Regions from separate parts of the Mus musculus genome. Here region 2 is linked to region 1. Evidence: chromatin contacts called from ENCODE Hi-C data. All regions are on one chromosome and are shown on one strand. The core of a region is the stretch at or near the end of the contact, and the rest is flanking DNA. Distances in the headings are between cores, read along the strand shown. Region 1 holds the start of Tpst2 (protein-tyrosine sulfotransferase 2). Region 2 holds the start of 4833439F03Rik (RIKEN cDNA 4833439F03 gene).

What was found. A loop is a pair of places that touch in the nucleus more often than their neighbours do.
Region 2: a loop to region 1 is called in a map of v-Abl transformed pro-B cells, with 2.5 times the contacts of the local background. The contact joins the promoter of 4833439F03Rik here to the promoter of Tpst2 in region 1. A Hi-C loop is called at or near these places in 2 of 37 maps with a recorded cell type or tissue (regulatory T cell and v-Abl transformed pro-B cells).

Annotation. Positions count from the first base shown.
Region 1 is chr5:112,272,043-112,279,881 of GRCm38, reverse strand. Tpst2 (protein-tyrosine sulfotransferase 2) reads right to left here and starts at 3,137. Exons shown (of 7, transcript NM_009419.5): 1 at 3,111-3,137.
Region 2 is chr5:113,134,354-113,142,192 of GRCm38, reverse strand. 4833439F03Rik (RIKEN cDNA 4833439F03 gene) reads right to left here and starts at 4,381. Exons shown (of 3, transcript NR_166693.1): 1 at 4,216-4,381; 2 at 3,423-3,853; 3 at 1,069-2,841. All of the region lies in intron 6 of 2900026A02Rik (RIKEN cDNA 2900026A02 gene), which reads left to right.

The DNA.
Region 1 (7,839 bases), core at 1,888-4,387:
AACAGCTCCAGGCCTGGCTTCCAAGCAGAGCCGGTGATACTAAGAGAGGTGGTGCCAGCTCTCTGACCTTGCCATCTTTCTCCCACAAGCCAGCCTAGGTCAAGAGCCTGGCAAATGAGAGCATCCACTTGGCAGCCGGGCCACCAGCTGCCATCTCTCCAGCAATAATGTCTGTTCCCCCTTGTCCTCCACTGCAATTTCTCCAGCTTGGCCCAGCCCTTCAGCTATTTCAAATGACTCATGTGCCCATAATTCCTCCTCAGCCCGCGGCTTGGGATGGGGGAGAGGGGCATCCCAGACCTCTGCGGTATGTCTGACACTGGGCAGGCAGCAAGACATGGACGGTACGGGGCAAGTACAGACTTCCTCTCAGGGGAACTTCTGCGAGGTCGCTTGGCACGTCAAAGCCACCCAAACCGTACCTGAGCTCTCGAAAGATACACTTATGAAGCCACACGACTCACAGTCTAGCTACAAATACACCCACAATGCCCTGGAGGCTTTCTGGAGCTCAAGATGCCATACTGAGCTCTGAGGATGTACGTTCATTCCCCAGCAGGGACTCGAGGCCCAGGGAGCTCCCTTGATTCCTAGACTACTTTCTTCACCAAGGAACTTGTGGAGAACGGTGGAGCTACACTAAGTGCCGGGGGCTCTGTTTCCCCAGTTCTGTCACCAGCCACAGCCAGATGACACCATGCAGGACCTGTAGGGCAATGCTGTTTTAAACCCTGCAACAGGTAACTACCAGAAGCCTGGACTGACGTTCAGAAATCGGACTCCCTTCAAGAACGTAGCTCAAGGCTATGGAAATAGTTCACTGGGTAAGAGATCATGCTAGGCTAGCCTGCGGAACAGAGACTGGGTCTCTGCATGCCTGGAAAAGGCTGGGTGTGGTGGTACACAGCTTTGATTCCAGCAGTTAGGAGGCACGTGGATATCTGTCAGATGCAGGTCAACCAAAGGCTACACAGTATGGTCTTGTTTCAAAAAGAAAAAAAAAAAAATCTGAGTTCAGCAGCGTGTGCCTGCAATCCCCGAGTTGGAGTTATAAATTAGTCCCAGAGGCTCCCTGGCCGGCCATTCTAGGCAAAATGGCAAGTTCTGGGTTAAGCAAGAGACTGTGCCTCAAAAAACAAGATGAGGCTCGACAGAGAAAGGCATCCTACATCAACTGCCGGCCTCCCCAGACCCTACACGTGCACAGACACACACACCACCCACAATAATTATAAAAGGAGTTCAGTTCTATTGGAAGCTCGATCTCCTAGCTTGCCGGAGGCTCTGGGTTCCACCCCAGCACTGAATGCAGAAGGTGTCACGATGCACACCTGTATAGCACTCAGGAAGTGGAGGCAGGAGGAACAGAGGCTAAAGGTCATCTTCAGTTCCATAGTGACGTGAAGGCCAGCCCGAGTCACAGGAGACCCTGTCTCAATACACACTTTCTCGACGGAGCTTGCACACACACACACACACATGCACACATGAACGCGCACCCCCCCCCTCACTGTGGGAAGCACAGTGACTCTCTTTTATAACCTTACCTCCCCCAGCACAGGAAGAGGGTGGGCAGGTCCAGGCCCTAACCCCAACAGGTACTGAAGCTGTCAACCACAAATCTGCTCACCACTGCTGCTTACTAGCAGGTCCCAGGAACCGCCCGGATGACATGCAGGGTACCCCTCAGAGCACTAATGAACTAGGAAATCATTTATAACAAATGCATTGAAGCCAGGAAGACGCTGATGTTTCAGAAGAAACGAAACATATTCAGAATTTATGGGAAACCTCAAGCCAGGCAAGTGGCACAAGCCTCTAATTCCAGCACTCCGGGGCTGAAACCGGAGAGTCTGGGGTTCAAGGTCAGCTTGAGGTAGATAAGACTTGGTCACAAATATCATCATAACCATCACATTCCAGAGGCAGTAAAGTGGTAAGGCACTTTGGGAGTTTGGCAGCTCCTCAATAGGTTAAACTTTAAAGGGATCCTGAAATTTAGGCAAAACTGAAAAGAGAAATACAGTGTGTGTATTCCCAGCAACAATACTAATCACAGCCATAAAGGAACATCAACCCACTGTCCATCTACAAACCAATGGACTACACACACACACACACACACACACACACAATATCCACACTAGGAAATACTATGCACATGAGGAACCATACACAGAACCACCCAGAGCAGAGAAATCCATAGACAGATAGTAGTGTAGATGAAGGTGAGCCGGGGTCTGGGGAAAGAGGTTTGGGAGTTGAGGGTTAGGGACTGCTGCTTTGGGGGATGTACAAATGTTCTAAAAGTAGACGAGGATCAGTGCGTAATGTGAGCATCCTAAAACCCACCAACCACCTAAAGTTTACTTCCAAAAGAAGATTTATATGGTTAGTGGATCAGACCTTCAGAAAAAGTGTTACAAAAAAAAAAATCCTTAGATACGGTTTTTAAAACAAGATATGGTAAATGGAATGAGCCCAAGGCGAGGCAAGGCGGGTACAGCGGTTCACAAATAACTTAACAGCTTCTTCAGGGTAACGAAACAAACCCAGTTCTGTATGTCCGGAAACAGAGGCTGGAGAAAGGGCATGTCCCCAATACTAAGCCGGAGCCTCCCAGCCCGATCTGCCCCAATGCAGAAGCTGGGCCTAACTAACCATCGGGCATCCCTGCTAGAATGAAAGAAACAAGGGGTTGGGGAGGGCAAGGAACAGTATGAACACCGGGAGCAGTGGGTACAGGGGCAGCCACCTCTGGGGGGAGGGGGGAGGGTCACACGCTCGCTCGCGCGCACAAAACCCCGCGGGAGAGTTTCTGCCCCGTCCTAGCTGTGAGTCCCAGCGCCCGGGCACGTGACCCCAGGCCTCAGTTTCCCACGTGTGAAGCAGGAAGCAAGCAAAACAGGGCAGAGCAAGAGAGGTCTACGCGTTCTTAAGAACCACCGTGGGCCGCGACCTCCGCAAGTTAACTTCCCCGCGGCGCCGCGCGGGTGGGGCTCCAGGCCACGCGCGTCCTCCCGCGGCGACCAGGCCTGTCCGCGCCGCCCACCGTCCGGACCGCGCCACGCAGCCCTGACCTGGTACTGGCCGAGGCCGCTGCCACCTACCGTGCCCAAATCGGCGCCCGCGCAGACTCCGGCTCCCTGCCGGCCGCCAGGGAGGCGCCGCGAGGGGCGGGGCCGCGTGTCGTGACGCAAGGGGCGGAGCCACTCGTGATCACGCCCCTGTCGCCTAGTGCTTGACCACGCCCCCAACGTCTATCGCTAGAGCCGCGACACTCCAGGCTTGCCCAGAGGGTTGGGGGCGGGACCCAGATAGGCCCTGCCCACACGCACGGCCTCCGCCACTCCCCCTCCCCTAGCTTCCCCTCTAGCGCCATGACGCAAGGGGTGTGGCCAAGAGAGCCCGCCCCTTCCAGCGTTGCCCCGCCCTCATCTCCTCCCCGGGGGCGGAGCCCCTGCCGTTAGAGCTTGCTGCTCTGGCTCCTTTAACTACGCAGGGCGTTCCTCCTCTGCACGGCATCCTTGAGGGCGCAGCCACAAGCTGGCGTTCAGACGCTGAGCGGGATGGCTGTCCGTCAGCGCAGGGGTGTGCACTATAGGTACAGGATTGGGTCCCAGAAAGGAGCCAGCCCAAGGTGTGCAGAGCAAAGGAGAAGGTGTAGGCTAGCCTCTCGCTGCGTCCTCTATAGCCTCTGTTTACAGCGCGCGCGCGCGCGCACGAGTTGTGGTGTGTTTTACCATTTTAAAATACATTAGATGGCTCGTTTGGTAAAGACGCTTGCAATCCCCGAAACCCGTGCAGAGATGGAAGAGTAGAACCGGCTCCACAAAGTTGTCTCCGACCTCCACACGTGTGCCTTGACACACAGTAATAAAAATAAATATTGAAAATAAAATCCTGGTGTTTGCGAGATGGCTTAGTGGGTAAGAGCGCCTGCCTCTAAGTCTGACGACATGAGTTCGATGAGGGACCCACATCATACAAGGACGTACCCCTCCCACCCAAACAAATCCTTTGACCTTCCAGGGTGTTGTGAAACCGTATACCCCAAACCTGTACAAAACTAAATGAAATTCATTTTTATACTAGTTACAACTAACACAAATATCTCTACAGGCCAGACAAAGCAAGGCACACAGATATGTGTTTGTCATTCATTCATTCATTCATTCATTCATTCATGTAGTCTATAAAACAGTGCCTGCCCTGTGGGAGATGCTGGGCTGACAAAGTCCCCGTCTTGGTGAAGCCAGTTACCAAAAATGAAACCACACAACATAGCATTTACTGAGTGCATATTTGAGATTTTTTTTTTTTTTTTGTGACTAACGACACAGCTCTGGGAGTTTTATACTATTTATGGGTGAAGAAAGATCAAAGAGCAAGGTCTGCCTGAAGGGGACTTCTGCTCCGCTGAGGGCTTTCTCTGAGCTTTATGATTCCACAAGTAAGCTGGATTCCCCTCAACAAGCCTTCCCAGCAGGGTCTGGAACTGGCCAGGCAAGAGTAGGTTCCAAAACTAGTCCAGGGAGGAAAAAATGAGGTGCTTACCTCATGACCCAAAGCACAGGCAGGGTGGCCTGTGCAACTAGTCATGAAAAGAACATTAGTCACAGCAGGGCCCGGGGGGGGGGGGGGGGCAGGATCCAGAAAGGAGGAGGTCAGCCTGGGGCCTTGCTTGAAGACAGGTAGGCAGGATGTGGTGGAAGGGGAGGATGTGGCCTGGCTCCTGTGCACTGTGGAAAGGCATCTATCTCCACAGGATCCTGCTGAAATGGAGACAGGGTCCATGTTCATCAGGGAAGAGTATGGCTAGATAAGATTTCTGTAGAGACCCCCTTGGGGTGCTTTTAGGGAGGAACAAGCAGGTAAGGGCTTTGGCTCATCCCAGGGGTGGTTAAGCATCCCAGGGTAGGCAAAGGATGCAGAGGAAGGATTCTGCTTCCACAGATGCTAGGAAGGCAGGAGAGGCAGATCTGATGGGACAGCTGGAATGAGCATGCTCTCAGTCACCCACCCAGATTAGCAAACACGCAGATCTTAATCTGTCACCTCCTGGATCGATAGGACACCCCCTGACCCCCTTGTGGATCAGCCTGGGAATCTAATGTGACTTTGAAGGCAGGTGGGTGAACCAGTCATCAATGTCCCTGGCCTGGGACCTTCTGGGATGGGCATCTCCTTCATCAGCCTTCCGGCCTGCTTCCTTAAGCAGGTTCACAAGGCATGGCGGCTTAGGGGGTCTCCAGAGCATGCTTGTCAGAAGCATGGGATAGCGATGTAGCACCAAGCACGAAATTCTAAACTCTTCCTAGCACCGACCCTCCCCTGCTCCATCCCATCTCCCAACCCCCTGCCCCAGGTTATAGTGATGCTATAAATCAATGGCTATGCCTTCTTCAGATTCTTGCTGTACCTGAAGCTATCCAGAAGAGCATTCGGGGGCTGGGGATGTGGCTGAGAGGTAGAACCAGATGGATACTCTCAGGGCCCTAGAGTCCATCCCCAGAAGCACTGAGTTTGTTCTATCTGTTTGTTTGGGTTTTTTTGTTTGTTTGTTTTTGTTTTTTCTAAATAATTTCCATTGCTTGCTCACTCTTTCCAATAGCCTTCTGAGGTTTCTTATTATCACACTCATTCTACAGATGAGGAAAACAGAGGCTCAGTCAGGAAATGTGGTTTGAGGTCTACAGCTAGCTAATGTAAATTCAGGTCTCTCTCACACACACACACACACACCCCACCCCCCCACCCCCCCAGTGCTCTGGCAGCAGCAGGCAGCAGGCAGTGGGTTCCTTCTCTGTCAAGAAGCTTGTTCGGTTACCATTTCTTTTTGGATGGTTAGGCTTCAGGAAACACCCTTTGATCTCTGGCTCAAATGACTGGCTACCATGGCAACATGGCTCCAAACAAAGTGGTCATATCTGTTTTTGTCCTCTGTGTGTGTGTGTGTGTGTGTGTGTGTGTGTCCCAGAGCAACCTGAAGTGCTATGTTCTAGAATCCTAGTGGCCTCCTTTGAGACAAGGTGTCTCATTGGCTAGAAGCTACCAGCACAGCCTACAACACCCACATTTTCACATGACTTCTAGGCACTGAACTCAAGTCTGCATGCTTCATGCAAGTGCTTTGGTGACTGGTCTGCCTCTCCAATACTTTTATTATTATTATTATTATTATTATTATTATTATTATTATTATTTTAAACAGTCTCACTATGTAGCACAGGTTGGTCTTGAACTCATGGTCATTCTGCCTCTGCTTCCCAAGGATTAGACACACACCACCATCACCAGACTCAGATGCTCACCTCTTCAGAGCCTCCCTGGACACCACAGGACCATGTCTCTCTCTTAAACTCAGTTGCTGCATGCCCTTCGGTGCCTGATGCTGTCTGGGTTGTGGTCGATGACCTTGAACACTTCTAGGGCTAGTCCTTTCTACTGGGCAAGCAGCCCAGGTACTCAAGCCTGGAAGACGTGGGTTACCCCTGTCACCATGGAAAGAGCGCTCCATCAGAGAGACACTTTGTCTTCCCAAACACTTGGATCAAAGATTCAAGATCTTGGATCTAGTCGGGGGTTAGGGGCTCAGCTGAATTGCAGTTGTAAGACCAGTGTGAGGTACAGGACTCCAGGGCTTCTGGAGAAGCTTCTAGAAAGGTGGGCCTTGTAGTCACAAGCCTCTGCTTTCCTTTAGAGTCACCCCCAAGTCATGTTTTGAGTTGTGGTTGAAACTGGGTTTCAGTTTCAAAACACATGGTGGTTTCTCATGCATCAGCTCTGAAGTTCTTCCCCAGGTGGTCAGCGCCTCACATTTCCAGGACAGGGCAGAGTCAGGACCCAGGCAGGGCAGGGCTGACAAGGTCAGCCTGTAGGCTTACTCTGCTCACCCTGGCCAAGTGAGTTTTCTTTCCTTCTGCAGTGTTTACTTTGCTTAGAGTCTTTTGTACGCTTTGTTTTTCTTAGAGATTGTCTTATATGCTTGTAAATTTGCTAGCCAAACAATAAAAAAAAATACTGACTGTTAATCCCTCCTGGGTTTTTGTGTTTGTTTGGGCAAGTGTATGTATCTAATCTCAAGGATGCTAATTTGCCCAATTTTTTTTCACCTGTCAGTACCCTGGAGAAAATACAGATATCACTGAGCTGAGAGCAACTAGGAAGGAATTTGAAAATGAATCAAGCTGCTGAATTCTAATTTTCTGTCCTTCTCTCCCTCTCTTCCCCTTCTCTCCCCCTCCCTCCCTTCCCCCTTTCTCTCTCCCCAGTCTCACGAGGCCCAGGCTGACTCCAACTCCTTATATAGCAGAAGATAACTTTGAATATACGATCCTCCTGCCTCCACTTCCCAATTGTTGTGATTATAGGCATGTGGTACCACACCCAGTATTTTCTGTGAGGGAATCAAACCCAGGGATCCAAGCAGGCCAGGCAAGCATCGACCAACTGAGATGTGCCTCTAGCATCTGTTAGTCTTTTTCTAGGACTCATGAGTAATAACCACCATCGCGTAAATAAGATCAAACTCATCCTTTTAACAACTGCGGAGCAAAATTCCGAGCGACCAACCACCCAGCAAGCCGTTGAGTCAATTCCATGGGAATCTCCTTTCTCTTTTGTATGTGCTATCCTGCTATCAGCAGGACCTTGGAGCTAAGAGAGTGTGCCAGTCAAGTCCTTAAGGCTCATGACTGTAGGGCTCTGCTTCGAGATAGCACATCTTCAATCCCTCCACTCAGGAGGTGGAGGCAGGAGGATCAAAAGTTAAAAATAATCCTTGGCTACCCAAAAAATGCAAAGCCAGCCTGGACTATAATATCAAAAGGGAAACAG
Region 2 (7,839 bases), core at 3,132-5,631, 860 kb before region 1:
TCCTGTGCTGGTGGCTAACATGGAGGCCGGGCCATAGACTTGAGCAATGACAGAGTGGGGTACACACAGGTGTCTGGTGAGCTCTGTCCCCAGCATGTCCCCGGGCTGGTCTTCCTGTGGGCAGGGGACCTGGGTTCTGAGTTCTTTGCTGGCTGTTCACTGAGATATATGGTCACCCTTTGTACAGCCCTGAGCCAGACCGTGTTCTGGGGATGGCAAGCTGGACTCATGGGCAAAAAACCAAGTGCACCCTCTAGATGTGGGGACAGACGGGAAGGAGTCAACCAGCCACATGCACAACCAGCAAACACTTGGTGGGTTTCATCTGTGAGAGAAATCAAAGAGGTTTAGTTACTCTCTCAGTGGCTAGTTAAAGCCAGTTGCAGATTGTAACTTGGTTTAGCCAGTCCAGTGCAGGGTAGGAAGCAGGGCAGGAGGCAGGGCATGGCCCATGGGGCCATCACTTAGTACCAGGAAACAAGAAAACAGCTAGTGGTCAGGATAAATAATTCTTTAAATGAGTATATATATATATTTTTAAGTCAAAGCAGAATCCCATGAAGAATACAGACTTAATACTGGAAAGGCAGAGTCGATGTGATAGAGTTCTCCTCCATCCTGGATCCAGACACCCCGCTTTTCCCAGCCCACCTGCCCCTTTTGGCTGAGCACCTGGCTTCTTGTGTCCCACTTGTATATTTTGTGGCAGCTGTGTTTTTAGCATCAGCCCCTGTGTGTTCTTCTTTCTGAGGTGAATTCTCACGTGTGTCTCACATGTGGTATCTGTCGTGAACTGTGGTGTCAACAATCAAGCACTTTCTTGTTTGTTTGTTTTAATGTGTGAGTACACTATAGCGGTGTTCAGACACACCAGAAGAGGGCATCGGATCCCATTACAGATGGTTGTGAGCCACGGTGTAGTTGGTGGGATTTGAACTCGGGACCTCTGGAAGAGCAGTCAGTGCTCTTAACACCTGAGCCATCTCTCCAGCCCCAGTCGAGCACTTCAAGACATTTGAAATGATGCCCGGGACAGCTGTCTTCTTCATAAAAACTGTGTGTCTGAGATTTTTTTTTAAATAAAGATTTATTTGTTATGTATACAACATTCTACCCGCATGTTCACCTGCAGGCCTGAAGAGGGCAGCAGATTCCATTACAGATGGTTGTGAGCCCCCATGTGGTTGCTGGGAACTGAACTTAGGACCTCTGAAAGAACAGCTAGTGCTCCTAACCTCTGAGCCATCTCTCCAGCCCCATCTGAGGTGTTTTCAAAGCCGATGACACCTGTGCATCCCAACCTGGTCCCCAGCTTCAGTGTGTCTATCCATCCCAAAGGGGCAGTGTTTCATCTGGGGTGTTTGGCTTCTCTTAGAAATATTACAGGTGCTGCACCCCTCTTGAAGCCATTCAGTGGGAGCTACGATCACTTTAGATGTGTCTCGTGCCTCTCACGGCCCCCCCTCCCCTCCGAAGGATAGAATGATCCCCATCTCTGTGTCCAGATAGCCTGTCACACTTGGGTCCCCCTCTCGTTCTCGAAATGTTCCTGGGGTGGCTTTTCTGGGGCCAGATTGGGAAGGGCCTGTCTATCCTTTCCTGTCTTCTGTCTGTCCCTGGTTACCTGGGAAGTCTATGAAGTGACCGGAGCCTGGAGTTTGCTGTGAATTCCTTGTAGAACCCAGAAACCCCGGCTGTGACTGTGGGTGTAGCCCCCTTTGGAGGCTAGGGAAGGAGCCAGGCTCAGGTGGAGAAGGGGATTGGCCTTCCCCTGGCATGTTTCCTCATCTGCAGAGGTGCAGGCTGGGGTGACATCTCACCTGCTGGGCACACAGTCTGACCTCTCTCACCTGCTGGGCACACAGCCTGACCTCAGTCAGGGGCCCTCCTTCCATTGTAAGCCATCCTGTCCTCATCCCTACAGTTCCCTATGAACCTGGCTCACCTCAGGACCTTTGCACATATTATGATCAGGAGACTGAGGGCAGCTTGGCTGAGTGAGTTTTTGTCTCCCAGTGACTCTAGTCGGGAAGCTGGCCATGGTTCCTGTCCTCTGGATCTGACCGGAGGCAGGTACCTGCCTTCGTCCAGTAGCCAGCCATGGTGCTGGGTTCTAGCTGGAACTCTAGTCTCTTCTCTGTGGGTTTCTCCTCCAGAGCATCCACCATGGCTGCCCCTTACATGCCCTAGAGTCATCCTCACTGTGGCGCTTGGGGACCAACCCTGATGCATTGTGGGAGGGGTAGTGGGGACCCTGGGGGCCTCTGGGAGGCAGGCCACCACACACAGCCTCAGCTCTCTGGGCCTCAGTCTCCCTTTTTAGCAAATGGGATCCTTTGAGCATTTATCAGGCTCAGGTGGCATCAGTCAGCAGCTGTGTTGCATCCCTCTGACCCTCCACAGCACAGGGCCATGAGCTGGGCCAGAGGAGGTGCTCACTCTTACCGGAGATGCCTGGACCACCGGGGGTGGGGAGTTGGGGGGTTGGAATGAGGAGGAGGAAGAGGAGGCTGTAGGTAGCCTGCACACACTGTCTGTCACAGGGTGGGCCTTCAAGATACTTACTTTGGCAAGTCTGGTGTCTAGAGAGCAAATATTGACTCAGGACAGAGAGGTGAGGGGGCGGTGCATCGATCATACCAGGTGGTTGGGCAGATGTGGATTTCAACCTTGGATTTGGCCTGGCATTTTGAAAAGTCAATATTTTTTTAAGGCCTGCCAGTGGGCGAGGTGTGGGGGGGGGTCAGACGTGCTTGCAACCATGGGGAGGGGGCCATTTCCAAGAGCACCTTGGTCGTGCTCTTGCTGTGTGACCTTCGACATGTGAATCCACCTCTTCACCTGTGGAAGGAACAGAGATGGGGAATAGAGCCTGGCTGGAAGGTCCAGAGTCCCACTGTGCTGATGCCCCTCCCTGTCCAGTGTGTACCCTCTTCTCTCTTATCAGCCCCCACAAGCTCCAGCCCTTAAGGGTTAAGCACAGTGAGCTCATGTGATACTCGTTCATATGAATCATCCTTATGGCTCCTTGTGCCCAGCCTAGGAAAGGGGGCAGATGCTGTGCCCCCAAGTTGCCATGGCAACCCTGCTTGTACCAAAATGCAGGCACCTCAGCCCCAGACCCACCCTTGAGGGAAGCTCAGGGCAGGTCACCTGCGTCCTCCATCCTCGAGGAGAGGCAGCAGGGACTGCTGAGCGGATAAGAGGGGGAAGGAGCTTGGTGGGGGAGGCTTAGCTGCTTAGCTCCGCAAGGAGATGGAAGCCGAAGGGCGCTGCCGCTGCCGGGAGAGGGAGACAGACTGACAGCCAGCCACAGGTCCTCAGACTTCACCTGAAGCCCTGGAGGCTCGTGCGGCAGCGGCCCCTCCACCTCCCCGGGGCAGCCGCCTCCCACGTACATGCCCCCACACGCGCGCACTCACCCGCGTTCCTGCACGGTGCTGCCTGGGGTGGGTAAGCAGTCTGGCACATGAAGTCCCCGAGGGACAGCGAGCGAGCGAGTTGAGACTTAGGGGGAGAAAAAAAAACAAAACAAAAAAAAAAAAACTGGGGCTGACGCCAGCTCCCTGGGCGGCCACCTCCCGAGGCCCCTCCTGCATTCCTGGGCTGTGCACCCCTCGCCAAGACAGGGGGCTGATGTCATTCCGGGCTGCCGGGCCAGGGGACCCGGGCTGGGTGGCTGCCTCTCCGGAAGTGAGCGCGCTGCCTGCTGGGCGGCAGGTTCAGTCGGCTTCGGGTTTGGAGTCTCCAGCCTGAGGACTGGAGATCTGCCTAGTTCAGACGAGAAGAGCCTGGAGAGAGAGCTGGCCGGCGGCGGTGGGCGGTGGCTCCCAGGTGTGCATGGGAGTTCTCCCTGCATGGACGGAGGAAGTGAGTTGGGGGTGCCAGCCCCCTCGCCCAGTTCTTCACAGCCACCTGCCCCTTGACTTCATCAGGGTTGGCCCCAGGGACTAGAACTGGACGACCTGGTTGGTTGACTCTAGGCTCCTGCTGGTGACCCCCTGCTGACCCGTCCCGTCCCTGTTTCGTGACCCGCACGGATGCCTGTCGGGCGATGTTTACTTTACTTGCGCTGATGTTCTCTGCCGGGCTTCCCATCGGAGCCCAGAACTTCTCCCCAAGGACGGTCACCGACAGAAGGACCAGGACCCTGGCAGTGTCGGCCTCCTAACTGCCTCCGCCTGCCCCCTCCTCCAGGCTGGCCCTATGGAGTACCTGGGCGACAAGCTTTCAGTGGCCCAGACACACATGACTCAGTGGGTTGGCACGGTGAGGCGGTCCTTCCAGGAGGCTCTGCACTTGGTGACGGCCACGGTGGGCACCGAGCGGAGCGGGGAGTCCGCCGCTCGCACCCCGTTCAAGCGCACCTCCTCCTTCAGACACCTGGCCTCTCGGAGCCGAGAGTCCTTCCGCCGCTTCTCCGCACGCAGCCAACAGAGGTTCTCATCCCTCCGGAAGAGACAGCCAGACTCTGAGGCCCCTGATCTTGTAAGCTTGGGGATAGATGTGTGTGGTTTAAAATAGCAGGGCAACCCTGGGAAGGTCCCTTCCCTCGGACTCCTGAGAGGGGGCCAACTCGTAGAAGCCTCAGGGGAGGACTTTTCCTATCAGTGATGATGGCCTTGGGATACTGAGGGGGATGTAGGCTGGGTTGGCTGCTCTGCAGGTGCAGCACCCACTGCTTGAAGCTGGTGGGGAACGGACTCCGGGCTCCTTGTCTGTGAGCAGGGCTGTGTGGGGGTTGGGGGGGCACTGCTGTCCCCACGGCATGCCGGCATCTCTATTTTTAGGGAAGCTTACTTGACACCTGCTCTATCTCCTCTTGCCCTCCCAGGGTGACCAAGTGGTCTCATTGCCTGTGTGCTGATTTAAGGCGGTTGCCTGGTTGCCACTGTTCAAAAGTGAGACACTGAGTGACTTCCGAGGGGAGGAGCTGTAGGGGACTGGGTGGAAGGTGATGGCAGGTCCTGCCAGCCTGGGAGCTTGGACTTGTGTGAAGAGCCCGGCCATTGTGGAGCGCCCAGGCCCAGCTATTGGGTTCTATGCTGTGAGACCAGGGTAATCATAGCCAGTGAGTGTAATCTGGAGTGATATGAGGCGGGTCTGGAGACAGAACGGTGACCTCGTGGGCATGCGCAGCAAGGTGCGGGAAGTCTGGCTGGGAGAGAGAAGCAGGAAGAACACTTCCCTGCCCAACTCTTGGCAGATGGTTTCTGGGACCTCTAATGACTTCGGGGACACTAACGTCACCAACCAGAACGAAGCTTAGTTGCAGTGCCCAATGTCTTCAGATAGCTGGCCTCTGCCCTGGGCTGAGTTGTCCCAGTTTTCAGGGGCGTTCGAGGCCAGACATGGGTTCAGTTATCCCTTTTTGTCCCCAGAGCCAGTGTGGTTATGAGACAGTGTTGGGCAGGGGAATGCAGCTGTCCGCAGAGACCAGGGGACTCAGCAGGGCGCACACAGCCACTGAGCCACTAGGCAGGGGCTCACCCAGGCCAGAAGCCATGCTGTGAGGCTGATCAGGGGTGACTCCTTGTGTGGGAGTCTGCACTCCTTTGGGTCTTGAGTGCTCGCCCATTCTCCGCGAAGGAAGAGCTCGTTCTGTGTCAGCTTGTCTGTCTCCTCCTGCCCCGTTCCCCAGAATCCTCTCCAGGAACACTAGCTCTGTTCCCTGACCTCTGCCCTAGCTCTTCTTGGGCTGTGTGACTTTGGATGCTGCCCTAAGTCTCTGTGCCTCTGTGCATGTGGAGTGTGCTCGCAGTGACAGGCCAGCCACCCAGGTGGCGAGTGGGTGAACATAAATACACCCAGAAGTAGTGTGGATTTCCAGGTCTTCCCACTCCTGCTTGGCCTCTCTCTGGGGTGGGCAGAGCTGGCATTGGCTCAATCCATTCTTAAGTCTCAGTTTCCTCCTCTGTCCAGTGAGGGCACCATGTGCTTGTTCTGAGATGCTGTCAGCACCATGCTGGCACATAGTAAGTAAATACTTGTAAGTCTGTCAGGTGCTAAGATATCCTACTGTGTGTGGTGGGGGACTTGCGTCTTGCTGCAAATCCACCTGGGTGAGATTGGATAGCAGCCTGCCTCTTCCCAGGAGTGTTACTTTGAGTGGATCAGCGGCCTCTGTCCTTTCTGTGCCTTCACTTTCCCCTCTGTGGAATGGAATGATTGGCAGACAAGGAGCACCCCCAAGTGGTGTGTGTAATACCTGGGTTCTGTATGGCCCCTGTGCGTGGCAGCCAAGCCCTCTCTCCCAAACCGTGCCTTCAGAGGTTCCCAACGAAGTGGGGAGTCCGCACACACCCCCTTTCACTCTGAACTTAAATGTTTGTCTTATGGGTGGGAGCTTCCTAAGGCAGGCAGGGGCGTGGGGCTGTAGGCAATCTTACCCCTCATCCAGAAAGGGGCCCCGGGCTGTGTCTAGAGGAGGATTTGTGGCAGCCTGGCTGGAAAGATCTCAAGCCAGCCTTGAAGTCATTGGCTGACGGCGGCCTCTAGCTGTCCCAGATAAGAAAGAAGGAAAATAAAACGGTGCTTAGTCCAGGACCCGGGAGGCAGGAAGGGTCACGGTGCAGAGAAAGGCTGGGTGTGTTAGAGGCCTAGAGACCTGGGTGGGAGGGACAGAATGGGGACTTGGGGGCACAAAAGTACACGGAGGTGTCTGGCTCAGGAGGCCTGGGCGTGAGGAAGAGCGAGAAGTGTGTATGTGTGTGTCTGCATATGTGTGTGTCTCTCTGTGTGTGTCACTGTGTGCAAATGTGAGTGTGTGTCTATCTGTGTATGTGTCTCTGTGTGTGTGTGTCTGTATGACTGTATGTATGTGCCTGCGAGTTGTGTTTGTGTATTTGTATCTCTGTGTTTTCATGTGTGTGTATATCTCTGTGTGTGTGAGTCTGTATGAGTGTGTATGTGTGTCTATGTGCATGTGTCTCTGTGTGTATGTATGTGTGTCTTGAGTGTGTATGTGTTTGTATCTCACTGTGTGCATGTGTGTATGTGTATGTGAGTGTCTGTGTGTGTCTGAGTGTGTGTCTGTGTATGTCTATGTGAGCATCTTGAGTGTGTGTGAATGTCTGCGTGTGTGTTCATGTGGTTGAGTGTATGTGAAAGTGTGTCTGTGTGTGTGTATGTGTCTGTATGTGAGAGTATATGCATGTGTATCTTTCTATGTGTATGTATCTGTGTGTATGTGAGAGGGAAAGTGTGTGTGTGTGTGTGTGTGTGTGTGTGTGTAGGAAGGCTGGCTAAGTGGCCTTAGCCAAGTCCTATCAACCCTTCCTGCCTTACTGGTCCCAACTGTGAACTGGGCTCCCTGGGACTTGTCTGGTAGGTGATTCCAGCCCACCTCCTGTTTTAAGAATCCCTGCTGTAAGCACCATCACTTCCTAGCTATGAGGATGTGTTCTGGACCCCTCATGGGTACCAAAACCTGAGATGCTCAGATCCATATGGAGGCTGGCACAGCATTTGTGCCTCATGTACACACTCTGTCAGCTCTAGGTGGATGCAGGCTCCAATAGGACGGACACACATGTATCCCGGGGCCACTGTCCTGCTAGCCCAGAAGGCCCTTCCTTCCCTGTCCACTGCAGTCCGTCCAGCGGATCTAGGGCAAGGTCATCCCCCTGCCTCAGGAAGGTGTGACTTCTCGCCCCGTGTTCTGGCTCCGTTTCCCTTCCACCCCCCAGTCCTCGCCTCTGCCCTGGGGTAAACTGAGGCCCAAGGAGAATGAGTGACTGGGCCTTAGGACACAGGAAGTCTGGCGTCCTGTCCTGTGCGAGTCAGGCAATGGGGAGAGAGCATATCCTGTTCCTGGCCATCCCTGTCACCCGAGTGCTC